2 separate regions of the Homo sapiens genome follow, and region 1 is linked to region 2. Evidence: chromatin loops called from intact Hi-C (ENCODE). Cell type or tissue: ovary. All regions are shown on one strand. Links, peaks and the distances in the headings refer to the core of each region. The heading gives the core; the rest is flanking DNA.

Region 1 (2,923 bases), core at 278-2,777, 52 kb after region 2:
AATTCCAATGACCATTATTTTACTCCAAGTGTAATATGGAGTTCATTTTTCTTTTTTTCTTTTCTTTTCTTTTTTTTTTTTTGAGATGGAGTCTTGCTTTGTCGCCCAGGCTGGAGTGCAGTGGCGCGATCTCGGCTCACTGCAAGCTCTGCCTCCCGGGTTCACATGCCATTCTCCTGCCTCAGCCTCCCGAGTAGCTGGGACTACAGGTGCCCACCACCACGCCTGGCTAATTTTTTTTTGTATTTTTAGTAGAGACAGGGTTTCACTGTGTTAGCCAGGATGGTCTCGATCTCCTGACCTCGTGATCTGCCCATCTCGGCCTCCCAAAGTGCTGGGATTACAGGCATGAGCCACCACACCTGGCCTGGAGTTCATTTTTCATGAAATTTTCCCTGATTCTAAGAAGTTAAATATACAATTCTATAGAAGTATCTTAATTCTTAACATATCATCACTTTCACTGACTTATTTATTTTTCAATGTCAATGTTTCTCATTTTTTGTGTTTACTAGAAACCTTAAATTGTGTCAGTTGTTGAAATGGGGAAGATTTCAGGAAATTGGAGAAAGATCAAAGCTATTAAAGACACTGCAATTAAAGTGAAGTAAAACGAATGAGAAATAAATATAAAAATAACTATTCATCGTTTGATTTAATTTTAGTTTTTTACATTTAGTAAACGTTTGTAAAAAGGGGATTTACAAAGAGTGTTTTGTGTGTGCCTGGTAATGTGTGTGATAGCATGCTGTAAACAATAAAGCATGTTATAAATGATCATTATTAATATTATTGTGTATAGCAGAAGCTCTTTTAACATGCGTCTGTTTAATTGACTTGCCAGATTAGTGAATGTTTTTCATTCCCTCTAAGACATTCTAACTAATGCCCTTAGCAGAGCAAGTACTTATAACTAGCAGGCTACTTTCTAGTAAGCCTGTACAATTATGCTCAGAAAAAATTGTATGCTTACTGAGAGAGCCAGTTGAGTTTATTCCAAAACCTGTTTATTCTAGTTGTACTTGAAATTATAATTGTAAATTTTAATTTGCTAATATATAAAGCAATAGAATATGATTGTGAAAAGATGTTTGCTGTTTATTTGAAAACAAACTTGAAATATTTTTGAAGGACTCAGTAAAGATGGATTACTTTACAAAGCTGCTGTTGATTTTATAGTTATGAGACCACTACAAAAATGTTGACAAAAAATCTAAAAATCTAGAATTCTGCACTTAGCTTTTTTTTTTTTTTTCCATGTAGCTTTCTTTATAAATGACTTGAAGTTCTGGCTTCACTTTAAAGAAACAAAAACCAGAGATCATGGGTGATGCTTGAAAGTGTATTGTTTATACAGTAAGAACTAAGCAGAACTCTGATCAGAAGAGTCAAAGAAAAAATTGTGGCCTTATTATTATAAGACTAGTAAATAAATTTACATTTCTATTTGATATAGTTAAAATTAAAATCTATAGTACTTTGTTATAAGTCCCCATCCACATATCCTCATTTTAAGTGGCTTTTTGTTTATCTATGAAACCTTAGGTTTCTGCTAGAACATGTTTCTGGTTAACTATCTCAGTGCTGGATGGTACTTGGTGCTAATGAGGCTAACCCTGTCTGATACTTTCCAGGCAATGACTCCTTAGATATGGGATGATCTGGGCACTGGTTGGAGACAACATCAAACTTACTAACTTAGGATCTAAGAAGAAAAAAAAAAAAGACTGTCCCCCTCGTGCAATAGCCCTCTTTATGTTCTAGCATGGTCTGACTCCTTAGGCCTAGTCTAGATAAAAAACACAAATGGGAGCTTTGGCAGTCTGGGGTGGCACTGAAGCCTGCAAGCCCAGATGTTAAATTAAATCAGGTGAGACATTGACCCAGGATGATTGAAGGCTCTGGAACTGGAAGGAAAATGTGAATCATATTTGAAGGGAGAATCAAAAGGTCATGTCCAGGGAAGCTGTGCCAAATGTTGAGTCTAAGAGCTAAATGAAGTTGTAAATGGAAAGGTGAGTCAAAAGCACAAAACTCGCATGGCTTGGAGCAGGATGAGATGAGAAGTTTTATATGAAATTAGTCATGGAGAAGGCTGTGATCAGTGTAGGAGTTTTAGGAACCTAATTTTTTTCAGTGGTCAATTTTGGCTTACAAACCAGTTAGGTGGGGAGAAACTAGGGGAAGTTTAAACTTAGAATCTTTTTGGGTTTCACTTATATATATAATACTTCAATATATGTAACCAATTTATTGACAAACTGCATTTTGTTGGATATATAAAGTTGAAACATTTTACTTTCTTTATCTCTGCCCCCATGTCATGTTGAGTTCACTTTTCATCCCGGATAGTGGCTCACTTAATGATAGCTTGGCTTGGTTGTAGAAATTCTATTGCTGTTAGTTATTTAAGTGGTTTTATATTGGTTTCTAAGATCCAGTACTTTCAACTTAAAACTTTCATCTCATATTACATTCAAAGTAGTGCTTCTCTCCTCCACCAATACTGGGGTTTTATTGTCTTGTAGTGAGGATCTGTGTTGTGTGGACTGGCTCTCAGAGAGTTCTACACAGTTCTTCCTGCAAGTAATTTCTTAGATGTTAGGACAGAAGAAAGGAAAAAAACAAAAAAGAAAAATGAACACTTTCTTCATGACTGAGCCATGTTGCAGTCTTGCCCTTGGATGGTCATGATGGCTGCTCTTGCTCATTGTCCATGAACTCCAAGTACGTGAATAGTTGCTAAACATGCCTTGCAGACGAGGAACTCTTAATCTAGAGGAGTAAGTCATTGGTGACGTCTTAGAAGATTCAGCTGCATCTTCCTGCTGACTCCCAGGAGATGGCATCACACTTTGCTTCTCCTATATTCCCCTCTCACCTTGCTGTGTCAGTTCTGGGGAGGCTGTAGCTCTTAATCTTC
Region 2 (2,923 bases), core at 159-2,658:
GCCTTTTCCCATAAAGCCCACATCTGCTGACCTCCAGGGTTTGATAAGCTCTCTGTCTCTCTCATTAGCTCAAGCAGCTCAAGCTCTGTCTGAACAGGATTCCAGTAAAAATGGTTACAGACTGAATAACGGTCTGTCTTTCCAACTAGCATGGGACTCAAATACTTAAAGGAACACAGCATTTTGGTAGTCAGACACAGTACATATACAGAGAACTATCATAAAACACTATAGCTCCAAACACAGACCATTATGACAAAATCAGGGACCTGCTCTCCTGAAAAAAAGATAACAGCTAACGTTTACCTGTATCTACAGTCCATTTTAATGTAATTTTATTATGACATGGATCACAAAACAAAAGTCGTTGAAGTCACAGACTCAAAGCATTTCAGAGCTGGGAGGCATTAGGGGTTATTTGTTTCAATTGTCCTGGTTTATAAATGAGGAAACTGAGGTCAGAAGAGATTACAGCTCAACAAAGGTCAGTTAAAGGCAGAACTTGAACACACCTGGGACTGCAATTCTTTCCACATGGGAAGGTAATCATCTTTCAGTGGCCTGCTGTGGGAAAATTTCTTTATTGGCTAGGCTTTGGCTCTCATGTTCTTTAAAGCTCTCTGGACCTCTCGTCCTTACTTTTGTAATACATCTTCACTGTCTTAGGAGGCCTGCGCATGAGATAGATGCTTTAACACCAGCTCAGGCTCCCAGGCTGCAGGGGAGCTCTGTGGGTGCAGGGAGGTTTTCTGTCTGTATTTTGGACTTTTGCATCATGCCTAGTGCCTTGTGGGAGCTCAACAACTCTTAGTTCTGTTCCTTTCTATTGCAGAATGTACTTGTTCAGTTGAATTGTGGTTGAGATAGAGGGTGGATATTTGATGGAGGGAGGTTGCAAGTGATCATGTCATCTACCAAGTATGAGAGAGTTGGAGAAAAAAGAAAAATCAGGAGGGGATGGGAGGCTAAAATGAAAAGACAAAGGGTGGGGGAAAAGTCGGAAAAAGACGACAATTGAAAGCACAAATCTAATTCCTGTTCAAATGCAAACAGGAGTCCAGAATGTGTCACATGTGTTCAGCCTGTGCAAGTGATTATGTAAATTAATTAAAAAGAAGGAGGGGAGGGGAACAGGGGTCCAAAAGGAAGTGCTCCCAAAGATTCCTGAGAATCCCATCCTTCCCCATCAGTGTTTGGAGAAGGATATGGATTCCATTTGTGCTGGCACTGTAAAAAAGAGGACGCCTTAGCCCTTAGTAGTCACAGGGAGGCAGCTCTCGCTGCAAAACCAGATGGGGTCTCATCACCCACACTATGCAGGTGGGGTCAACTTCCATGATATTAGCCCAGCAAACATCCAGGGGACTCAGCTCACTGCTGTTCTTTCATTTTCCTGTGGAAACCTTTCAAAAGTACTAATTCCGTGGTCAACCAAGCCAGAGCCTCAGGGAAGCCCAGATGCCCCACCTGCCTCTTGAGGGGCCCAGGCTGCTCGAACAGGCAGCAGTACCACTTCCCTTCCTCAGCTGCTGCACTGGAGGGAGTCGGAGAGCAGATCATCTTGGATACAAGCTGGTGGGGCTGCGGTGGCAGTCTCTGTTCAGGCTTTGTCGCTGCTTCCCAAGCAAGCCCCGTGGAACCTGGACAAGTTGGGGCTGGGGCCCAGACTCCAGGGATGCTTGAGGGTTGCACCCGTCAGAATCCCTGGCGCCAGGCCAGGCCAGGGCGGCCTGCTCCGTGAAGGAAATATTGAACATTCTGAGTCTTAAAGAGCAAACCTGGAACGGTTCCAAGATTACACTTAATACATCTGCTGGGAGCCACAGAGAAGGGAGACCGGGGGAATCTGCAAAAATAACACTTGCAGGGCCAGGAGAGCACACAGCATCAGCATGGCACAGGTTGTAAAAGTAACATCGTCCCTTACCTCTGGTAGCACTTATAGTTTCTGAAGCTCATTCATACACATGATCTTTTTGTTATTCTTTATGATTCTGAGAGGTAGGCAGGGAATATTGTTTTACGTAAGTTGCAGATTATGCATCTCTGTGCCTCATACAACACTTAACCTTGCAGGCTGTACAGTGAATAGTGAGTAAGTATGTGAGTGGATAAATGGACAAACTTCCACTTTACAGGGGAAGAAACTGACACAGAATTGTTGAATTCATTGAAAAGCACTCAACACCCTTGTGGGCACTCATGACATGCTAGGCACCATGCTAGGAAGACATGGTCCCCTCACTTTAGGTACTCATAGTCTAGGGAGTGAGAGGGTCAGAAACAAGTAACTAATAAGTAATTATGCAACTGGACACATGATCCATTTGAGGTGATTACGAGGGCTGTAGAAGACAGAAAGAGACAGACCGACTGCGGCAAGAGGATGTGAAAGTGACTTGTTCAATGGACTACAAAGTAGCATGAAAACTACTCTCCAGGTGTTCAGGCTCATGCTTTCTTTGTTTTACCTTTAGCTTGGCCAGGACAAGTCTCCTGTTTCTCTAGCCCCCACCCTCAGACTACCCTTGAATTGTTGCTATTTCATTCCTGAAGTTCTCCCTTTATCAGGAATTTATCTTTCAGCTTAGGGCTATATTAGCTTGTCTAAATTAAAATGTTCCATAGGAAGGATATTTATGTGAATCAGGGATAAGGAGATAAGCTTTCCTGGGGGTGGAGAGGGAATACACAAATGAGAGGCTTGAAGACTCTGGGCTCCCTAGGGGTTGGTGTGGGTGACTAGAGAGAGAGGAAATAAGAAGAAATAGAACAGGTGACTGGGGACTGTTAAAGGAAGCATCACCTTCACAATTTTGCTTTTTTTCCTCTAGAACATCCCTACATCAAATAAATATACCATGCATATGTACATACATACATGTGTGTACATATATACATGTATGTACATATATACATATGT

What was found. A loop is a pair of places that touch in the nucleus more often than their neighbours do. Peaks named below come from ENCODE experiments on the same cell type or tissue, not always from the same donor. Only the 100,000 strongest peaks of a DNase experiment are listed, where the experiment ranks them.
Region 1: a loop joins it to region 2, with 9 times the contacts of the local background. A loop is called at or near these places in 2 of 110 quality-filtered maps.

The regions. Positions count from the first base shown.
Region 1 is chr11:121,813,179-121,816,101 of GRCh38, forward strand. No RefSeq gene overlaps it. Among named protein-coding and RNA genes, the nearest start is that of MIR125B1, 290 kb to the right of the region's middle. In ovary, for the core only: no CTCF peak of the experiment used is centred there; no DNase peak of the experiment used is centred there.
Region 2 is chr11:121,761,358-121,764,280 of GRCh38, forward strand. No RefSeq gene overlaps it. Among named protein-coding and RNA genes, the nearest start is that of SORL1-AS1, 310 kb to the left of the region's middle. In ovary, for the core only: no CTCF peak of the experiment used is centred there; a DNase peak (open chromatin) is centred at 1,598.